2 separate regions of the Homo sapiens genome follow, and region 1 is linked to region 2. The links are chromatin loops, found by intact Hi-C in ENCODE. Cell type or tissue: heart right ventricle. All regions are shown on one strand. Each heading gives the region's core, and the rest is flanking DNA. Links, peaks and the distances in the headings are about the cores only.

Region 1 (11,703 bases), core at 3,702-8,701, 550 kb after region 2:
AGAACATTTACACTTTATTTTATGCTTTCATATCGGTCCAAGAACAGAACTACCTATCTTCAACATTAAAATCCTCTTGAGAAACTCTCCAGCAGAGCTTGTCTCCAAGCCATGTCCATACAATTGGCTCTGTGTATAGTACATTTTTACCACTCACAATAGAAGGTATTGTTCTTTATAGCTAGTGAAATTAATTATTTGAGCACCCCAGGATGTACAACATGAAAGAACAGCTATATAGATTTTCAGGGTAGTATATAATATGCCATGGTGAATTATTGACTCTAATGAGAACATCTTTAAAAGGCTGAACTCTCAAGGGTGCTGGCTGAAGGATTGGGAGGAGGGGCTCATACATCAAATCAATAATTAGGAAGACAGAAGGAAGAGAGACAGATTGGGCAAGAGATTTCTGAAAATTGAACACTTGTCATCTGTGTAGCTCCCTTGCTGATGATTCATTAAATGAAGATTAACTTCAGTAACTTATTGACCAACATGCCAATAATTCCTGACCTCTATTGCTTGCAATGCATGAAATAGGCAGGTCTAGATACATTGCCAAAGGAGTTGACTAAGTGTGAGATGATTTAGAGAAATTCATGAGCATATTTACATAGTATGTTAGTTATGTGGGTTTCTCATTTATATTTACCAGTTGTAACTGAATGTGAACATTTACCATGTTGAATATTGTGTTACATTGATAGGAGATATAAAAGAAGCAAATAGCATTCTTAAAGGAGTTTATAGTTTATCTAGAGATGCTAAATATGCAAATATGTTGTTACACAAGATAATTTACTCATGTTTCCAAAAAGACCACTGTGATTATTTACAACATGGAGTTATGTCCTTTACTTCATCTCTGGCTCTGACTCATGATCACATCTTACCTAAGTAAACTTTCTTAAAAAACAGATTGTTTCGCCTGTAATCCCAGCACTTTGGGAGGCCGAGGCGGGCGGATCACGAGGTCAGGAGATCGAGACCATCCTGGCTAACACGGTGAAACCCCGTCTCTACTAAAAATACAAAAAATTAGCCGGGCGAGGTGGCGGGCGCCTGTAGTCCCAGCTACTCGGGAGGCTGAGGCAGAAGAATGGCGTGAACCCCAGGGGGCGGAGCCTGCAGTGAGCCGAGATTGCGCCACTGCACTCCAGCCTGGGCGACAGCGAGACTCTGTCTCAAAAAAAAAAAAAAAAAAAAAAACAGATTGTTTCAGCTCTTGCCATACATTCTGGCAAAGGACAAAGAGTATAAGTTTCATGAAACATGACTAAAATAAGGAAAAGTGTAATTATGGACTGCAATGAAATTGTCAGAAGTACTCCTGGTCTCCTGGGATCACTTATGTGTATTATATTAAAGGCTCTTCTGACTGCATGAGCCAAATGTGGTAGAATAATGTTTCAGGACACCTCGCAAAGAGATCCATTCATTTAAGGTCCTGGAACATAGGAACTTATAATATTCAGCTCCTAATACTACGAGAGAAATAAACCTATATATGTTTTGCACTACTCAGAAAACTTTTAAGGATAACTAGCATTTTCAAATCTTAGGGAAATAAGGAAGAAGATGTTATGAAGTCCTTCATTCTGCAGTTTTTACAGCAGTGCTGTGAGGGTTGGGGATGGGTCTCCAAATGTTCAGGACTTGCTGGTTTCCCTCCCACTGCAACCTCCCTTTCATCTGCCCATGAAGGAGCTTGGTTCAGCTCTACCCAGCCTACCCACAGCTCTCACTAAGGACAGGAAGCATATAAAGAATCCACTCCCATTAACACTTCCTCAGACGAGATTAGCATCAGTATCAAGGTCTGTGTTGCTCCTAGGCCTGTGTTGCTTCTATCCATTGCCAAGGCTTCTAGAACCTGAGTTGTGCTTCCTTTGACCCACTTTCTAGTACCTTCATGACTGGGTCTTCTAGCCCAATCACTGAATCCCTGTTGTCCAGACTCTTGGTCTCTCACTGCTAATGTCCACCTTGACAACCCATTCACTTATTCTGAGCTTAAGTTGCTATTGCAGATGAAGCCCAAATACACATTCACATACACACACAGATGCATACACACACACACACACACACACACCCCACGGTTTTCTCATTCTGGAATTTTATGAGAGAACAATGGTAACTGTGGCAACCCTTGTTATTTCCCTGTGAAGTTTTTTGAGAGATCGATGTTTTGTATTGTTTTTTCATCTAAGAAAACACTGGCCTCAAAAGGCAAAAGTCACCAGCAAGAGAAATGTTCCTAGAAGGCCCTAACATACTCTTTTTTATGACAGTTAGCAAAATATCTTCTGTCACTTCTGGGGCTCTTATTCCCCCTCTGTGCAGCATTCATAGTGTTCAAGTATATTAAGCATTCGCATCATTTGTATGTGGCCCGGCCTCTGTTCTAATCCTATGTATTAGTACAGCTAACTGCAGCTCACTCGGTGCTGCTGTTTGCACAGCTGGACATGTCGGATAGAATGAGTTCATCCCTTCAAAGATGAGCTTAAAGCCGCCATCTAGTAGTGTCTTTCTTTTTAACACCTACCACCAGTCCTCATTGTTCTCACAAGCACAGTGAGTTTTAATGAAGTCATGTCTTTTAGTGTAACGCTGCAGGTGCACAAATGCTGATAAACCTCCTTAACTCGCTGTCAGATCAGCATGTTTATCTGCAAGCTGCAGAATGTATTTAGTTATGAGATATGAAAAGGTCCTTCAGATTTGTTCTCTAGGCCCAAAAGCTAATGACTCACTGGTGAAGCGCTGTATCTCCCCAAAGGTTATAATGACTAGTTGCTGATGGTCTGAAGAAATTCATGGTAGCATCTGGACTGCAAAGTATAGAAATTTCTTTTAAAAACATAAAAAGAGAAATAGTTTCTAAGGGCCCAGGAAATTTTACCAAATACGGAGTAAACAAAATTAAATGTGTGTGTGTGCACACTTGTGTGTTTTTGTGTGTGTGTGTGTGGAGACACAGAGAGAGGGAGAGAGAAATGCCAACATGGTAACATGTAGCCAGCTTTCAGAACATTGCTAAAGGAATTCACTCTTAAAATCTTAATATGCAAATACCCTGAGGATGTTATTAGCATCTTAGTGTAAATTAAATTTAATCACATTGCTTTCTTCACAAGACTAAATGTCTGAGGGAATCAGAGTTTGACCTGGAAATTAGAAGGGAAATGCATGAGGAGAAAATGGGTGGTCAAAGAGGAAAGAGCAGGATTTTCAAGTGCAGAATCCTCCCCAGTAAGACAGGGCTGAGAAGGAAGGTCCTTTTAAAGAGAGAATACCAAGCACTCAGAGAGCTCCAGGCTCCTAAGGAGGAGGAAAGAGGAAAACTAAGGATGTGGGAGAAAGGCTTAAGCTCTAAGTATCAACCCACAGGGCAAGAACAGGGAGAACTCAGGGGAGAGGAGACCCAGTTCTCAAGATAAGCAGGTTTGGTGGAAAGTGCCTTTAATTGATTGACAAATCACTTAACCTCTAAGTATGTTGTCATCTGATACTGGTGCCTACCTGCCTATCTCACCTCATAGCTATTAGTGCAATGTAAGATCATGTCTTATGAGCAACTTACTGGAAAGCGTATTAAAACATAAAGCAAAAACAAAAACAAATATATATAAACCCCCATCGTAATGTGAATTACCATAATGATAACTTCTATTAAGCAGTTAGTAGTTATTGAACACTGACCACTTGCATTGTATACAGTAAACACAATTAAATCCCTTCACTTAAGTTTCTCTGAGTTCAGTGGAGAAGACAGGTGAGTAAATAAATAACCAAAACACAGGATGCCAAATACATACTTAGCATAAAGTACCACAGGGGTAAGGAAGAAGAGAGACCTCCTCTGTCTGGGGAAATGAAGAAAGGCTTCTCCGAGGCAGAGATGGTTGAGCTGAGTCCTGCTTGCTGAGTTTGCCAGAGGAGGCAATGGCAAGTCAGGAAGAGTAGCAGAGGCAGAGGCAGCCAGCATGTGCTGCCAGTCTATGCTGCTCGGCACTGCTTGGCCCAAAGAATAAAAAGCAAGGGAATGCCAAATCTCATCCCTAACTCCCCTGGCCTGATTCCATGCTCACCAAGCCACCTTCTGATGATAATTTGGCTTCCCACTTACATTTGCCTGCAGGGAAAGCACATGCTGGACAAGAAACTGGAGTACCCAGTCCACTCAATGATTACATTTCTCATTGTAAATTAATAAATCAGCATTCTGGCTGATGCCATTTTTAAAGTTCAGACATGAAACTATCACTTATAAGGCAGATGCAAAGGAAATTAGGTGAAAATTCACCAGGAAATCAGCCTTCAGGCTGCCAAGGAGTACAATGACAGAACAGCTGTGCAAACACCACAGGTAACATCCGGAAATGGGCTCCTGACAAAGTCATATTACACAGCATGGCTCTCCCCACATGAAGTGCTCCCTCTCACATTTTTCTCCATTGTTAAATTCCCCTCAAATAGCCCAGCAAAAAGTCAGCATCAAATGTCAGTCATCCCAGACTCCTGGAAACCCAGGTCTGGAGAGAAGGAAATATCTATTTTACTGAATCCTTTACCCTTCCTGTTATGGACTGAATTGTGTCCCCCCAAATTTGTGTGTGGAAGCCCTAATCTCCACTACCTCAGAATGTGACTGTATTTGGAGACAGTGTCTTTAAAAATGTAATTAATATATCAAAGAGAGATCTGCACTTCCATGTTTATTGCAGCACTATTCGCAATAGCCAAGGTTGGAAGCAACCTAAGTGTCCATCAACAGATGAGTGGATAAAGAAAATGTGGTACGTATATACAAAGGAATACTATTCATCCATAAAAACATGAGATCCTGTCATTAGCAACAACGTGGATGGAACTGGAGATCATTATGTTAAGTGAAATAAGCCAGGCACAGAAAGACAAACTTCACATGTTCTCACTTATTTATTGGAGCAAAAATCAAAACAATTGAACTCATGGGGATAGAGAGTAGAAGGATGGTTACCACAGGCTGGGAAGGGTAGTCGGGGAGGAAAGTGGAGACGGTTAATGGGCACAAAAAAATGGTTAATAGTTAAAATAAATGAGGTCTAGTATTTGATAGCACAACAGAGTGACTACAGTCAACAATAATTTATGGTACATTTAAAAATAACTAAAAGAGTATAATTGTGTCATTTGCAACACAAAGAAAGGATGGATGCTTGAGGTGATGGATACGCCATTTTCCCTGATGTGATTATTACACATTGCATGAGATACCAAAATATCTCACATACCCCCAAAATATGTACACCTACTATGTACCCACAATTAAAATTAAAAAAAATTAAAGCCTGTAAGGTAAACATAGTACTCAATAAATATTTGTCGAATAATAAATATTGAACCTAAAAAAACAACAAAAACAAAGAGAACAACATAATTAAGATTACAAGAGGTCATTAGTGTGGGCCTTAGTTGAACATAACTGGTGTCCCCGTGAGAACAGATGGATTAGGACACAGACACACACAGAGGAAAGAAATGTGAGGGCACATTGAAAAGATGGCCATCTACCAGCCAAAGAGAGAGGCCTCAGACGAAATCAACCTTGCCGACACCTTGATCTCAGACTTCTAGCCTCCAGGTCTGTGAGGAAATAAATTGCTGTTGTTTAAGCGCCCCCAGTCTGTGGTACTTTGTTATGGCAGCCCTAGCAAATAAATACACTTCCATTGAGATTCTTTCCTCCAACCATTCCAAACAGAAGATGTCTACCTGGGACCTTTAACAACATGGAAAACTGTCTACCACTGTCATCAAGAATGCATTTTAGTCTATCATGCTTATCTCCACTCCAGTTACTCAGGTGGGTGGCTTTGGAGCCCTATATGTGATAAACGTTGTCTAATCTTGCTAAAGTAACCACAGCCATGGTGTCTGAGGCATAAGCGCTTGAAAGTATAATGCTTTTACAACCTGCACAAAGTCTTTGACACAGACAAGATGAAGGACTCATATAATGAAAGCACAAAAACTTATGATTATCCTAATGTTGTCTTGATATTTTACAAAATTTCTGTAAAAATCAATACCCTGTTGGATAGGTGAGCCAAGGAGAGTCAGACCACTGTCCAGCTAATTCCTGAAGATATAAACCATGGAACAATAACAATTCATTTGAAAAACTCCTAAACCTCTCTTATTTAACAACTTATTTCTGAATGGGTGGAGTCTCTCTGTTACAGACTTACAGTTTCAAGATTTGCTTGCACACATGGGTGAGTTTTTTTTGCAAGCTGTCTCAATGAAAACCGGTTTGAGAAACTGGAAGCCTTTCAGTTTGCAACCGGAACTGGAGTCAAATAAGTTTTACCACTGCTTCACTTGCTTTTTGTTTGTTTGTTTTGTTTTGACCATTTATTATTTTGTGAGAAGCAACACTAACTGAAATATACCACATTTGAGGAGTAAAATTTCTTCTTTTTTTTTTTTTTTTTTTGAGATGGAGTCTCGCTGTTTCGCCCAGGCAGGAGTGCAGTGGCGCTATCTCGGCTCACTGCAAGCTCCGCCTCCTGGGTTCACGCCATTCTCCTGCCTCAGCCTCCCAAGTAGCTGGGACTACAGGTACCCGCCACCGCGCCCAGCTAATTTTTTGTATTTTTAGTAGAGACGGGGTTTCACCGTGTTAGCCAGGATGGTCTCGATCCGTAATGTTCTTAATTCCCAACACTCAAAGTCTGTTGCAATTCAGTCTCCCATTAAAAATGTTCCTGTTCCATCAACAGTTATAAGTCATGTGGATAATATGGACCGTTGAAATGACATGATGGAAATGGCGCTTTACCTATATGGTCTTCCTCAGAAAAACAAGTAACTCCAGTCTAATAATGAGAAAAGTGTGAGACAAATCCTGTGTCACAACGTGAGGGAAATTTGACTAAATGCCTGACCAATAATTCTCAAAGTTGTGAAGGTCATCAAAAACAAGGAGGGTTTGGAAAACTGTCACAGACCGGAGGATACTAAGGAGATAATGGAATTTGAATCAAATCCTGGAATGGAAAAAGAACATTAGATAAAAATGAAGGAAATCTGAATAACATATGAACTTTAGTTCATAATAATTTATCAATACTGATTTACTAATTGTAACAAATATACATGGTCTATTAATTGTAACAAATAGTCATTATGATGTTACCAATAAGGGAAACTGGGTGTGGGGTGTACGGGAAGTCTATGTACTATCTTCACTATTTTTCTGTAAATCTAAAACTGTTCTAAAATAAAAGGTTTATTTTTAAAGCATACCCTGTTTAACTCTTCCCAATGGCCATGGTTGTCTGTAAGCGGCTCTAATACATAGCCAGACAGTCTTCTCCAAGATTCTAATATGTGGCTCCCCTCCTCTTCTGATCCCTCTCCCAGTGCAACTTCTGCACGTATTTCATGTAAGCACTTTATTTTTCAGTAATAAGAGCTTCTTTTAACTCTCAACAGTCATTTGAAGGTTGCTGCTCCCTCCTCTTTAAAACATACTTTAGTGGAGGCTTCATATCATCATCTCATCCACTGCACAGCACATGACTCTTGTCTTGATGTTTTCTCCACTGGGATGTCTACAACTTCAATTCCTGGGGCATCTTTCTCACAGTATAAGCCCCAAGTTTTCATTAAATAAAGCCCTTTGGGGCCAAAACTCAGCTGCTAGAAGCAATAGAGAGACGCCAAGAGGCCCCACACTAAATCAGTGTGAGGGAAATCAATACCAGGAAGAGCTGGGTATAAATGTTTTCAGCCCTTAGCATTCAAGTCCCGCAATGCTAAAAGCATCCAGATGCATGCCACCTGGGATCCAAAGTCCCTAAAGAGTATTCTTTTCCTGTTGAATCACTTGGGGTTCAGGTTATTTTTTGTTGCTTTTATGTGGTTGGTTTTTAATCAAAAAGCAGTGTGTGTTTGCAGAAAAAGCCTCTTGGCCTCAATATTCAACTCACAGTCCAGTTGACTTGCTGTATTCAGAGTCGAACAGACCTTGATCTTCATTTATTATTCAATAAGAAGAATACAATTAGCCTGGAGTTGGTTTTTAGACCCAAACACAAAGAAAGGCCCACATATCCGAGGAGGAATAATTCCACTTCCCCTATAACTGATGTGATGATGGAGCAAGTAGCAGGCAGCAAATCGATATTCCACCATCCTCCTGAACGCCAGGATTAGAGGGAGTCTTTGCCTCTGCTCGGAAAGCAGGGGAAGACAGACCTGCCTTGCAAATATTTACTGAAGGGAGCCCTTTTTACTTTGCAAATCATTGATTTACAAAGTGTATGAGTGCTAAGAGAAAGAAAGCTTATGAAATTCCAATGATTTATGCTTAGCACAGAAGCAAAGCTAATGCTGGGAAGAACTGAGTTTCCAGTTCTGGAAAGAAGAAAGCTTAAGCCTCCAGCAAGCCAGGTAGAATCTATGGAAGCCCTCTAAGAAAAAAAAAAAGTAAAATAAGCTAGGCAGAGAAAGACAAAATCGCTTTTTTCACTCATATGTGGGAGCTTAAAAAGTGCATCTCATGGAGGTTGAGAGTAGAATGATCCATTCCAGAGGCTGGGAAGAGAAGTGGGGAGGAATGATGAAGAGAAGTTGATTAATGTTTACAAAATAGTTTGACAGAAGGAGTATGTTCTTGTATTTGACAGTATAGTAGGAAAATTATGGTTAACAATAATTTATTGTGTATTTCAAAATAGCTAGAAGAGAAAAATTTGTAATGTTCTCAACACAATGAAAAGATCAATGTTTGAGGTGATGGGTATCTCAGTTACCCTGATTTGATCGTGGCACATTGTATACATGCATCAAAATATTATATATATATATTCCAAAATATCTACAACTATGATATATCAATTAAAAATATGAAAAAAGAAAAGAAAACTGATCCCATAGGAGAATTGTTATGATTCACATTTGTATGTGTGTGTATGTGTATGTATATATATATATATATATATATATATATATATATATATATATATACACACATATATACACAAAGACATATATATTCCAGTGACCTTTATGGAAATAAGATGTTTCAATTTATATCAAATAATCATTATTACCAATAAAATTCATAGATACATAAGTGCATCATATGATTAGATCAGTGCACAATAATTTTATGCCCTGAATAACAGCTTCCATTTGTTGTGCCAGGCAGTATGAAAAGGACTTTCACTCACGAGCTCAGTCAAACCTCACAAGAACCCCATGAAGTAGATATCACCATTATTGTCTCCATTTTATGGCTGAAGATACTGCTCCCAGTGGGATCAGAAAAAAGTAAATAATTCCCTTAAGGTCTCACCACTGGTTAGAAAGAGAACTAGGATTTCTTTGTGTTGGGTGTCTCTGGAGCCCAAAGCCACCGTGCTAAGCCTTCTCTGTCTCTCTAACCCATACCTGAATTTCCTTTAATATGTAAGCCCTCCCACCATCTCCAAGCAGCTATTAGGAACACTTCAACTCAAGCATCCCATGCAGCAGGTGCTGCAACAAATTTTTTTCCCACTGGAAGAAAACTGGCAAGAGTAGGGAATACCTACGTGGCCCACAAATTGATGCTACTGTCACCTCCAAATATTGTTGGGAATTCTGCAGAAGTAATTTGTGATTTTATAAAAGCAAAAACAAAAAACAAACTCTCAAAGTTTGGCATGCTTCAGAATCATCAGGAGGGTTTGTCGAAGCCACAGGTTATTAGACCCCATCCCCTAGAGATTCTGTTTCCATACTTTGAGGTAGAGCCCCCAAATCTGCATTTCTAATAAGTTTTCCAGGGATGCTTATGCTGCTAGTCCAGGCCCAGGGTTGGAGGATCGCTGCATTAGACTATCAGATTAGCATAAACATTATTTAGTTTTTCATATAGACCAAGCAAAAGCAAGAGTAAATAAATTCTCAAAACACAAAGATAGCAAGCAATGTCCAGAGTCAGGGCCCGCTTCATGAGCGTGACCACTGCAGTTACACAGTGCCCTGCGCTCAGAAGAGCCCTGCCCTGGGGGTTTAATACTCTGATTTCATCTTTGAATTTGTGTTTTGTAAGTGAAATTCAACAGGACAATGGAGCATGGTTGGTGGGCTTGAAGCCTTGGTGTAGGCCTGCTTCCTACTACCTCTCCACCCCACAAGGATGGTTCTCAGTCCCCACTGTTCCCTGTCTCCTGGTGCCCCAGACAATCTGACTTTACTCTCCGCAAACTTGCCCCACAGCCACTTCCACCACATTCCACTCACCCCCAAAGGGGCCTGGGCACTGATGCAGGAAGGGTCAGGGTTGGGTGCAAGTCTCAATGGCTTCTCTAGGTGGGGTAAGGTATCTATGATCATCCCTAGTCTGGGCTGACAGTGCCACAGTCCATTCTGCTGGCAACTCAAACTTAGGACTATGCCACTCAGAGACAGATGTTGGTGGGAAAGACCTGTCCTTCTTCTAAATTTTAAAATATTCAAGTGGTTGAGTTATAGACTCCTAAAGGAGAAACAATTTGAGTTGAATAACACCTCTAAAATGAAAAGATTCTCCAGACTTTTGCAAATGAGCTTTGAATGAGGTATTTCAGGGACTTTTTCAGCTATTCAAGTGATCACAAAGAAAAGGGACATTTGAAAGTCTTCAATGAAGCTTTTATTGGGAACTTTATACTCTCTCCGTCTTCTCTCCCACCATAGCCAATTCATCTACAAGTGTGCCTAATTGGTTATGTGCATCTTCATGGTTTGAAGACTACTCTAGACTCGTGTTTCTCAAACAATTAAAGTGCATATAAACCACTTGGAAGTGTAGATTCTGATTCAGTAGGCCTGGAGTAGAACCCAGGAATCTGCATTTCTAATAAGCTTCCAGGTGATGGTGATGATGCTGGTCTATTCTAGATCCTTGTCCGCCAAATATGGTCTATGAGCCAGTAGCATCAGCAATCCCTAGAAGTTTGTTAGAAATTTAGAATTTCTGGCCCCAACCCAGACCTACAAAAAAGAATCTGCATTTTAATAAGATATCTGGGAGATTCAAAAGCACACTGAAGTGTGAGAAGCATTACCCTAAGCCTTCTGAATCATCTTTCTCCTCCCATTTCTTCTGCTTTCCAAAGCCACAAGATGGAGATCTGTCACTGAGACTACTGGTGACTGTCCCAAATTTATAATCTGGTAGGTTTTAGGAAAGACACATTCAATGTTGTTTTATTCTTTATCCTGACTCTCCCACCATGTCCCAGGATAGTAGAACTTCTGGCAATGACCTAAGACTCATCTGTAGCTTCCATTTTTATAAAATACTAGCAGGACCAACATTCTCATTATATAGAGGAGGCTCAATCTGGACAGGAGGTATCTACAGGGAATCATAGAGTGCACTTACCCATTGGGCTGTGAATAGTTGCAAGTTATTCATAGGCTGAGAGAATAAGAAAATTCAACAGGAGAGGTCTACAGTTTCTGCAATACAGTATTAAGTGGATATATTTATGCTACTTGCTCTGAGAAGTTGTATGGCAGAGTGGTTAGGAACACACAGAGGCTCCAGAGATAGACTGCCTGGATTCAGATTGTACTCATGTCCTCTACGAGCTGTGTGACCCTGGACCAACTACTTAAACTCCCTGTGCCTGTTTCCTCCTTTAAAACAGATGTGATAACAGCACCTAC
Region 2 (11,703 bases), core at 2,489-7,488:
CTTTTCATCCTTTCAGATTACGTGTTGGACTCCTCATCCAAAAGTGCACGCTTACGATGCGGCTAATACCTTCCTCCTGCCATCCAGCTCATTAAGGAATAAAACCCAACCCTACTTCTGAAGTGGCACAGAGCTTCTAGAGGCAGCTGGGCTGCTCATTTCCCTGAAAGGAGGAGATGGAATTAGGCTTTCTCGAAGTCTTCTCCAAACAGATTCTAGAAGCATAAACTGTAGGAGTTCCTCTGTTCTCCCAAATATGCCATGGGTGTTTGTATTCTGCGACTGCCATAACAAATTACCACACATTTATTGGTGTAGAATAGTACAAACATGTTACCTTACAGTACTGTCAGGCAGAAGTCTGGAAGAGCTGAGCTGATTTCTTTTCTCTGGGTCTCACAAGGCCAAAATCAAGATGTTGACCAACTTGGGGTTTTATCTAGAGGCTTTCGGGGAGAATTTACTCCCATGCTCATGCAGGTTGTTGGCAGAATTCAGTTCCTTGGGGGGTATGGCTGAGGTCTCACTTCCTTGCTCGCTGTCTCCACCCGCTCAACGCCTCCTGCATGCTTCATCACATAGCCACCTTCTCCATCAAACAAGCTTCTGATCTCTCTGACTTCCTGTCTGCCCCATTTCCTCTGCCTCCAGCAGGAGAAAGTTCTCTGCTTCTGAAGGTTCATGTAATTAGATTGGGCCCACCTGGTTAATCCAGGTTACTCTCTCTGTACAGTCCCTTTTGCTGTGAAAAGTTACCTGTTCACCAGCTTCAGGGGTTAACAGGTGGACATCTTTGGGGGCCATTTTGCTTATCAGAAGTGGGTACTAGAGTTTCCCATTCAATCCGGAGTCATGGAGTGAAGCAGAGCACAGGGGAGCAAATCCAGTCCTAGCCAGGTCAGACACCGTCTATTTTGCCTGGTCTCTGACCCATCAGGTAACAGGCATAGGCTTCTGACTTCAAGTTGCCTGGTTCACAACTGGTATCTTTAAAATTATGTATAAGGAAGAAATCAGTTTTTATCTCTAGCACAGAGGAAAAAGAGATTATGCTCAAGAAGGCCGCTGGCCTCTGAGGTAACTGAAAGTTTGGCCCGACATTTCTAGGTCTGTGCTGACAAATGCAGTAGCCATTAGGCCTCTGTGGTTCCAGGGCACTTAAAATGTGACTACTGTGATTTAGGAACTGAATTTTTTTACTATATTTAAATGTAATTAACAAGAGTTAAGGGCCACATGTGGTTGGTTGCTGCCATATTGGGTGACACAATTCTAGATCATTTAAATGCTCGTCAGTGTAATACAAATGTGGATGTCTGCTGCTTTGGAAACACTACACTAAAGAGTCATTGCATTTTGCACTCAAGTGTCCAGAGATCTTGCTTTTTATTTTTGCTTCTCACCCCTATCTTTTATTTGTAAACACCCTGAGTATAATAGCTCTGGAGTACCCAATAAGCATAATAAATCTGCAGGGGGAATAGTGGAAATATCAAAGAACATCAAGCAGACATTCCTTTCCCTGCCTCCTCCCCTCCAGAAGCCACGCTGTTCCCTCCTGAGGGGCGCAGCCTGTTGCAAGTGTCTCTATTCCTTTCTCCTTCTTGTGTTGTCTCTCTCTCTTTTCTGTTGGGAACTGTTAGGGGTTAGACACACAGCTCTCTACCCTTTTTGAACTCCCTTAAGAATTCACCTCTCTGCTGTTGTTCCCGATCTCCTTGATCTCCCCTAACTCTACTCAGAAAACACCGTAAAGGCTCAGCTTCCTGTTCATCACATATGAGATGCTATTGAGAGGGGCTCCATTTTCTAAATAAGCCTTCCAAATAAAGAGCTGATCCAGGTCTTCCTCACTGGGCCCCTGTGGGTGTGTGTGTGTGTGTGTGTGTGTATATATCTTAATTCTTAAGTTTTAGGACATTGAAAACTACCACATTTTACAAAGTGAAGCATGAACAGAAATGCAGTCATTTTTACCTCTCCTTATGTAAAAGAAACACATGATATGTGATACCTTTCCTCAAATTTATTGATATCATTTTCATTTGATTAAGAAAATATTTACAAATTTAGTGAATGTTCAGCCTCAAAATAAAGATGAATATAAGAAGTCACTGGAGAAAAACACTATTCGCTTTTAGCGTTTTTGTTTTGTTTTTTTGCAGCTTTATTGCCCAGGCTGCAGTGGCATGATCATGGCTCACTACAGCCTTGACCTCCAGGGCTCAAGCAATCCTCCCACCTCAGCCTCCCAAGTAGCTGGGACTATAAGTACCTACCACCATCCCTAGCTAAGAAAGAGATGATTTTAACAACAATGTCATCCCTAGTATCCACTGTTACCCATTCCACCTTCTACTTATTTGATTTTCATGAAACAATATATCCCTCTCTTCATTTGGGGAGACTTTATAATACTGGGGCTCAATTTCTATTCATTGTGAGGATAGAGCTCCTAGAGTATTCTTATTAACACCTGCATCTAACATGTTGTGTACATAGTGGTCTTACTGACCTAAGAATATACCATCAATAAATAGTATTGACATAGCAAAGAAAAAAACAGAAGAGAGGAAGGAAGGTTGCACAAGCTAATTATTGACACAAATAGCAATTAAATGCTTGGAGCCAGCATCATCTTTGGTAGCATAGGAACCAGGTTCATCCCTAGTTCCACTACTGAGCTGTGTAATATTCAGGAAGCTCATTAACCTCTCTGAGCCTCAGCTTTTCAATTTGTATAACCTCTTGGCAGGATTATTGTTTAATCTTTAAGTAAGGTAAGGGTATAAATTACTGGGTACCTTACTAGACACAGTCCTTTGGCAAATATTAGTTTACCTCCCTTCTCTTTTTCAGTGCTCCCTGTCCTACCTCCCAGTGAGAGCGTTTCATTCAGCTCCGAATAAGCAATTACTCTTGAACATGGATACCACTCCTACATAGAGTCCCCAGACATCTTCTGGAATATTCTTTTTACCTTCTTAGGGGCACATGCTGAACTGCTTGGTCACCAAAACTTTTTTTTTTTAATGCTTGTTGTGTAAAAACAAGATTTCCCCTTCCTCAACAGTTTCTTCCTAAGAGTGGTGTGTTAACAAATAGCGTTGTACATAATTAATGCAATACTGTGATTTGTTCTTAGTCTTGAAACACATTTTATTAGACAGTTTTCCAAATTAGATTGAAAGAAACCCATAGACAGGTCACTGTTACCAAGTTCAAATGTCTATTGGACCTTTTCTTGTAATATAACCTGTACACAAACTGATGGATAACCCTAAGCCAGATGTGTGGGATCTGGGCATCCATTTGGCCCAGTCATTTCAGAGGTGAGACTAAAAGTAATTATCCTTGCTGTTTACAGCATTTAAAGGGGGAAGGTAGATGAATTATCTCTCAAAACACAATGAATAAAGGCTGGGAGCATGGCCATGCCATATCTGTTGTGGTGAGGAAAATGGGAAGGGGATTCTGAAAGTAACTGGCCTTTTTCTTTTAGACACTGAGCCACATCCATACCCTAAGGCACAGATCCCATGTTAAACGGTTATTTCCATCATGGCAGTGACATTTACTTTAACAACAGATTTCATTATGTCTTTAACAACAACAAAAATGCACTGAAAAGCCTGAAACACACACATACACAACTCCCAACACAATTATTTTTCTGTCTTCTCTGAAAGAATATTTTAAAATCATTTCAACATCTTTGGGATTTCAGAAAAATCTAGTATTGGTTTACAATGGAAGTCTCATAGAGTTTATATATATGTGTGTGTGTGTGTGTGTGTGTGGTTATTATTACTCAGACTATAAATGAGACAAATGAATAGAAATATTAAAGGGATCAATATTCTGGCCCTCATTATATTGTTATACAGCATATCTTTGTGTATCTCTATGTGAATTCTCTGCTAGTCCTCAGCTGTATTTAATCCCTCAAGACTTGATATACAAACATAATGCCAAATAGAGAACTTCCCTTAAATTATTCAAATCTCCCCATAAGTGATTTCCCACTCTTCCTGCAATAGAAAACATTTGATCATAAATTCAATTAAATCAGCCATCATCTTTGTGATGTTTGTCCAGCTAAATCCTTTAGTGACTAAACCAATAAACATACCAGCTGTGAGTGTGCATGTGTGTGTGTGAGTGTGTGTTTATGGCACAACTATTGCAAAAGAATCGATTTGAAGTAAAGATGAAGGGTAGTTCTCATTTCTTAGGCCAGATTTTAACTACTTCACTGAAGCCAGGGCTTAAAAGATTAAACTTTTAGGGATAAAATCATGTGTACTTCTTTAAATGCTTTGGCTTTTATTTGCTAATTTAGAACTGAGTTTTAATAAGTTTTAGATCAAAACTGATGTACTTTGGAGATGTTAGGAAAAGGCATCAAACCACGTCAACCATTCTTCCTTCTCTTTCTTCCCCAGCCTCTCCTCCCTAGTTAAAACAAAGAAAAAATGACTGTCGACATACTTTTAAGTTTCTCAGGGAAAACGGCATGATAGGACTATATTACTGTTTATAATTTCTTATATGTCTGTCGGCTGAAGAGGTAAAGTTTATCAGAGGCTTATAAATGTTGATTGCTTCTCATCTTGATTCTAAAGCCTTTTAGACACGCAGATATACCCAACCTCCTCCCCTCTTTTTCATCTTACCTTTACTAATGATCCTATTTGGATATAACTGAACCCTATTTATGCATCTTCACATATGTGTATATCCATGTGGCCTGTAGAGGGCAGCATGCTCTGAGGGGAAAAAAAAAAAAAAACAGGCAACTGTTTATCTCCGTAAAATATGAGATACGCAGCTATATATATATTTTCCGATAGCAAAACAAGTAAAATGTCTCTGTTAGAGAAGCCAGAGCTGCCCCATGCTTTGTCTGTCCCTCTCTGCCACGTTAGGTGTCTGTTTGGATGATGAATATTTTTTATGAATTGGCTCAGCCTACCTTGGAGGCTACTTAGGGATTACACCAGGCTCCATGCCTTTGCCACCAAATGGGACTAAGCACATCATTATATTTATAAAGATAAATACAAATGGAATTTTTTTCATTTGGCTCTCATTTCTTGTCACCCTTTACTGAAGTGTAGAATTTGAGTCAAGCTGTACCTATAGTTCTAATTTTATTTGGTAGTCAAGTGGGACTTTACCTTCCTATCTTAGAATTCTGCTGTCTCACATCCTTTGCTTTTAGCTTGTGACTGCCAAAAAATTCTAGTGCCTTTTATTTTTCCCAAGAAAATGAAAAACATTTCCACAGGGACATTTTCTGTTCAGAGTAGACGTTGGGCTTAAAGCTGGGCTCCTTCCTTTGCCTGCCTCACACTTCTTTGGGGTGAGTCCCTGATCAGGACCCCTTCTCTGTTGCCACATTCATTGATTTTCTCAATCCAGTCTCTACCGTTCATCTAAAGAGGCAAATCCTCCCATTGTGTGAACTACACTATTCCTTTATGAGAATGTAGAAATTTCTAGAAGCTGCGTTACATATTTTAAGGATATAGAGCAGTACTGTCCAATAGATCTTTATGCATTGACAAGAATGTTCGCTATCTTCACTTTCCAGTATGGTAACCACTAGCCACGTGTGGCTATTGAGTAATTTAAAATGTGGCTAGTGCAATTGAGGAACTGAATTTTTAATTTCATTTAATTTTTATTAGTTTAAATTTAAATAACCACATGTGGCTAGAGACTACCAAATTGCGTGGTGCAAGATAGAACATAACTTCTGATCAGCTTGAAGCAAGTGTTTTACCATAATGTGTTGTGAGGTGAATTAGGATTTTCAGCTAAAAACCTCCTGCCCAAGTTTTTATTTTTGCACTTATTTCTTTATTATATAGCTATAGGCTTAAATCCAAATCCTATGACTCTGCCCCAGGATTTGCTTTCTCTCAGAACATCCGAGAGATTTTCCATTTTCAAATTCTTCGATTTTGTTGAATATTGAATGTCTCTCTCTTGGGTATCCAGAATGGAGTTTCAAAGCATGGCATTTCGGCAGCACTGATTCTGTAGGCGCTGGCCATTTCACAGTCTAAGCTCTGTCACTCGTCACCTGTTTGTATCTAGTGTTCCTAAATATAGAAACACAACTTAGTAAATGTGCTAAAATGTGTCGGGCTACATAGAAGCTTGACACCCAGCTCATTAACTAAGTTGGTTTTGTTTGTGTGTGTGTGTGTGTGTGTGTGTATGAGCAGCTGTTTACATTGACTACAAATAAAGCGTAGGTTTGTATCATCCTTTTTGAAATGACCTCAATATTATTTTGAAAATGTTCTTGTCGCCAGGTGTGGTGGCTTAAGCCTGTAATCCCAGCACTTTGAGAGGCCAAGGTGGACAGATCACTTGAGTCCAGGAGTTTGGGATGAGACTAGGTGACATGACAAGACCCTATCTGTAAAAAATTTATCTGTAAAAAAAATATTTTATTTATTTATTTATATAAATATATATGTATATATTTTTATATATACATATATAATTTATGTATACACATATGTGTATACATATATGTGTATATAAATTATATATACATATATACATATATAATTTATATACACATATGTATATAAATTGTATATACATATATACATATATAATTTATATACACATATGTATATAATTTATATATAATATATATACATATATGTATATGTAGTTTATATATTTTATATATATATATATAAATTAGCCAGGCATGGTGGCATATGCCTGTAGTCCCAGCTACTTGGGAGGCTGAGGCAGGGGGATCATTTGAGCCTGGAATGCAGAGGTTGCAGTGAGCCAAGATCATACCATTGCACTCTAGCCTGGGCGACAGAGCAAAACCCTGTCAAAGAAAAAGAGAAAGGGAGAAGGAAGGAAGGAAGGAAGGAGGGAGGGAAGGAAAGAAGGAAGGAAGGAAGGAAGGAAGGAAGGAAGGAAGGAAGGAAGTAAGTTATTTTAAGCTCCCAAGTAATCAGATGAGTTTTTTTTTCTCTCTTTCATTTCTTTAAATACTTCCATATCTTTACATATGATCTGCAAATGCCTGTCTTCAGTTTCCTACATTATGCCGATATTGTTAGTTTTAAGACATCAGTAGACTGGTTTTTTTTGCCACCAGCTTCTGATTCATGTTAGAGATATACCCGAAAACCTGCATGTACCTGGAAGTTATAAGTAGTTGGACCCCAGATGATACTCAATGTGCAGCGTTTTAATCCTATTTATTTGTCTTTCTTTTATTTCAGTTATAAAGGTGAAAATGCTGATCAAAAAGATAAAAAGCTCTAGCAATCATGCCAATTTGGGTTTTCTTAAAGCCACAGATATGAAATGTCACCTTTCCATTATAAATCATTTTATATAAACAGCCAGATGTAGAGTTAAAGTCAGGAATAAAGGACTGTGAAACAAAGGTTGTGCTCAGTTCCAGTAAAAGATAGCCTCAGCCTATTTTATGCTCACCATCAAACCACACTTTGGAGCATCTGTGCCCCCAGATCTACAACCTCCTCCACATGAGAGAGGAATGTAGGGTCTGCTGGGAGTCATACTATAAGAATAATTTGACCAGCCTCTTGGAAAAACCTAGGCATCCTCTTACCACAGGGCATGACAGAGAGAAATAGAGGCCATGAAGCTTTTAGCAGTGTTTTTTAGTAATGAACTTTAAGACTGGGCTCCCATGCACAAAGCAAGTTCCCTGCCATTGTAAGATTGGTAGCCTTTCCGTTGATGAACATGCGAATTATCGCAGAAAAATCGTTTCACTAAAGTTTCTACAATGTAGCAACTGTTTCTGTGTTGGGAACAGCCAATTGCAAACTCCAGAAGTACTTTAGGCTGTTTGATAATAGCATTTCAGTCAAATGCAGATTCAGATAAGCATAGAGAGAGAAAATGAAAAGTCAAAGGCAAGGACTTGCAACTAGAAGGAGAACACGAGGTACCACTACTTAACTCTTCCTCATAACATAGAGTTGAAATACATCCTGCAGATTTGTTGTTAAAAGTCACTCCTTAAATTACACATTCACATTCTAATGTAGAAGGAAACGATCTTTTTGAAAGAATATCCGTTGAAAGAAATACATGAATTTTTGTTCTAATTATTTGAAAATCCCTCCTCCAATGTTTTCATATTTATTGCATACATCACAGAGTAAATAAATTATTTGCCAGGACTTGAACTGCAGAACAAAAATGACAAACAAAAATTTTATGCATACTAACTTTAGCACCTGCCATGTAAGACTTTGCAGTATTTTCTCCCTAAACACACATCACAGTTACTCAGAATTCTAGCAGATTTCAGTTTGATACTCTGCAGCTCTGAGGACTGGTTCAGATGTGTGCGTGTCACTCTATTTGGAAGTATTCGAGCATAAGGATTGGGAACGGGAAAAGAAGAATGAGGATGACCAAGTAGAAAGCATGCTTTTGCACTGTTGCGTTGATCAATCTGGACCTGAGGCCAGCATCCTGGTGCCTACTAGGCAGGAGGAAATCAAGATGTATAAAACTAAGGTAGGCCAGAGAAACAGGAACCAATCATGGTGGACCATAAAATGAGGAAGTCATTGGACATTTAGAAAAAGGACAAACAGAGTGGGCCTGAAGGGGAGATTGGCAAAGAGAGTAGTATACTTTAGTGTGTAACACAGCAAAACACAGTTACAAAATCTTCTTAAAATTTGGAGACAGATTCTGAAGCATATCTATCAAGAGAATGTTTCTATCTCAAGGTACTTAAAAGAATATTGAAAATATTTGTTCTTAAGGTACCTCACCATTATCTTATTTTAGCAAGCATTTAAAAACAGAACTACCATTTGACTCAGCAATTCCATTACTGTTTATATATCAAAAAAGAAAATAAATCATATTACCAAAATGGCATATGCACTCACATGTTCATCGTAGCACTGTTCACAATAGCAAATACATGGAATCAACCTAGGTGCCCATCAGTGTTGAACTGGATAAAGAAAATGTGGCACATATACATCATGGAATACTGTGCAGCCATAAAAAGAATGAAATCACATCCTTTGCAGCAACATGGATGCAGCTGGAGGCCATTAATGTTAAGTATATTAACATAGGAACAGAAAACCAAATATTGAATGTTCTCGCTTGTAACTGGGAGCTAAACATTGAGTATTCATGGACACAAAGATGGCAGCAATAGACACTGGGGACTATTGGGAGGAGGGGGAGGGGTAAAAGGGTTGAACAAGCACCTGTTGGTTACTATGCTAACTACCTGGGTAATGGGATCATTCGTACTCCAAACCTCAGCAACATGCAATTTACCCATGTAACAAACCTGCACGTGTACCCCCTGCACCTAAAATAAATTTACAAAAAAGGAAAAATAAATAAAAATTATGAGACCTTTTTCATATGAGTTCACTCATGATCTCAATCCTCTTTACTTCATGTTTTTTCCCATTAATTTTAAATTCTTCAATGAGGTTTCTCCTACCAAAATATTTTCAGGGATGTACTCTAATTTGGGAAAGAATATTGCAGTCCTAAGGGACTCTTTTAAGTCCATTTAGTAAGGTCAGTTTAATTTTTTACAAGTGTAGCGGTGGGGGAGAAGTGGTAATAGTGCAGTATGAAGTATCACTGGCTACACTTGTTCACGGCACACGTCTGTGCCTCACAGCATGCCAGAATGCTTTGTCTGTATCATCTCATTTAATCCCGAAAACAACTCTCAAATTGTTTTCCTGGTAGGAGCATCTAAGTTTATTTTACAAATTTTATTTTCCTGTCTTCAGTTATTTTGTAGTCTCAAGAGCAGATCTAGGAAGTACCTGTCTCATTTGCCATTTTTATACCAAACAGGGCTGAGACTAGAGTGAGGCATGTAAGGTGCTCATCTTGGGTTCAGAATTTAGGTGGTGTGAAGAAAAATCTCAGCGATCAAGATAAATAACACTTTAATGCAATATTTCAAAAACTCGAAAGATAGCTTCAGTACCTTGTATGCTCTCCATCAGACTACCCTTCATTAGCACCCAACCCCACATCCACAACCCACTTCTTCATAAACACCAATACTGGTGAGGTTATAGAAAAATGAGCCCATTCATTTACTGCGGATGTCCCTGTAAACTGGTAAATGTGAAAAACAATATGGAAACATCTGTTAGCGGCCATAAAGATGTCATGGAACATTCAAGAAATTTAATTTAGTATCTTGATGCTCTGGATGTTTGGGAATGCTGTTTCCACTCTTATAGAACTTATCTTCTAGAGTAGCGAGGACAGCAAACAAAAAATAGACAGTATAATCTCAAAGAGAGCTAAGTACATGAAGACAATAAAACAGAGCAATGTGATGAAAAAGAGCACTGGCAGCCTGTAAGCATATGAAAGCTGGGATTTTTACTTTTTTCTTAATCCGTGTCCTTAGCGCCTACAACAGAGCCTGTCCCATAGAAGGCACTCAGTTCATATTTGTTGAAGAATGAAAGTGCTTGGTGGTGAGAGTATAGTGAATGTGGGGAGAGTGAGAGAAGAGGAGACTGGTGAGTGAAAGCAGAGGCCAGCCAAGGAATGGCCCTGCAGGCCAGAGTTTGGGATTTTCCTTTACTTCCAACAGGAAACCTGAGGAATTATGTTTTGAACCTACCAATTTCACTTGTTAGTATTTCTCCCAAGGAAATAGATCAACCAAGTAAAAACCGAGTTGCCCCAAAATTCTCATTATTTTATTGTAGTTTAAAATTTTTAAAAAGACTTGGTATCAACTTAACCAAGATTAAAGGAATGGGGAAAGGTTTAACAAATCATGATTCAGCAACTCAGTGGAATATTACACAACAATGTTAGGAAATTACGTATGGAGATTTTAAAAACATAGGAAATTCTCCCTATGTTTCCTGGAAAAAGATTAATAAAAAATATATATACTAACATATTACTATAAAAAGTCTGTGGACTAGCTGTTACTGAAATGTAATATACAAGATGAAAATGGTTGTGATACAGTAGTAGAATTTTGGGTGATTATTTTTCTACTTTCCCAAAATTATCTTTAATATTGTCACATTATTTTAATAACAAAAATGTTGCTTAATTTGTGTAGAGTTTCTGCTTAGGGTGATGACAGGGTTTTGGAAATACTGTGATGGTTGTACAATATTATGAATGTAATTAATGCCACTGAATTGTACACTTAAAATGATTAAAATGGCAAATTTTCAGTTATTTATCTATATTACCACAATTTGCCAAAAAAAAAAAAAAAAAAAAAAACAGTTATCTTCTATAATCATCAGTGTGGCCAGCAGCCCCAAAGGTGGCTCCCAGCGATCCCACCTTCTGGTCTTCACACCGTTCTCTCTTCATCCCAGGATTGGTCTTGGTGACCAATAGGATGTGACAGAGGTTATTGCACATTACTTCCAAGGTTAGGTTATAAAAGATTGCATCTCCTGTCTTGGGCTCTGGCTCCTTCTATCTCTGATCACTGGCTCTGGCAAAGCCAACCAACATGTCATGTGCCCAGCCCTAGAGAGAGGCTCACATGGTGAGGAACTAAGACCTTTTTTGCCAACAGCCATGTGAACGAATTACCTTGGAAGTGGATCCATCAGACCCAAACTTCAAATGAGTACAACCCTGGCTATCAGTTTGACTGCAACTTTGTCCCTGAATCAGAAC

Evidence for each region. Hi-C counts contacts between places; a loop is a spot of excess contacts. Peaks named below come from ENCODE experiments on the same cell type or tissue, not always from the same donor. Only the 100,000 strongest peaks of a DNase experiment are listed, where the experiment ranks them.
Region 1: a loop joins it to region 2, with 2.5 times the contacts of the local background. A loop is called at or near these places in 69 of 110 quality-filtered maps.

What each region holds. Positions count from the first base shown.
Region 1 is chr7:91,630,649-91,642,351 of GRCh38, forward strand. It overlaps LOC124901697 (a long non-coding RNA gene), which reads right to left and starts at 4,716. Exons shown (of 2, transcript XR_007060430.1): 1 at 1,912-4,716. In heart right ventricle, for the core only: a CTCF peak has its summit at 5,680; no DNase peak of the experiment used is centred there.
Region 2 is chr7:91,084,794-91,096,496 of GRCh38, forward strand. The region is part of intron 12 of CDK14 (cyclin dependent kinase 14); the gene reads left to right. Among named protein-coding and RNA genes, the nearest start is that of FZD1, 170 kb to the right of the region's middle. In heart right ventricle, for the core only: a CTCF peak has its summit at 4,745 (motif pointing right); no DNase peak of the experiment used is centred there; H3K4me3 peaks cover 490 bases; H3K27ac peaks cover 1,555 bases.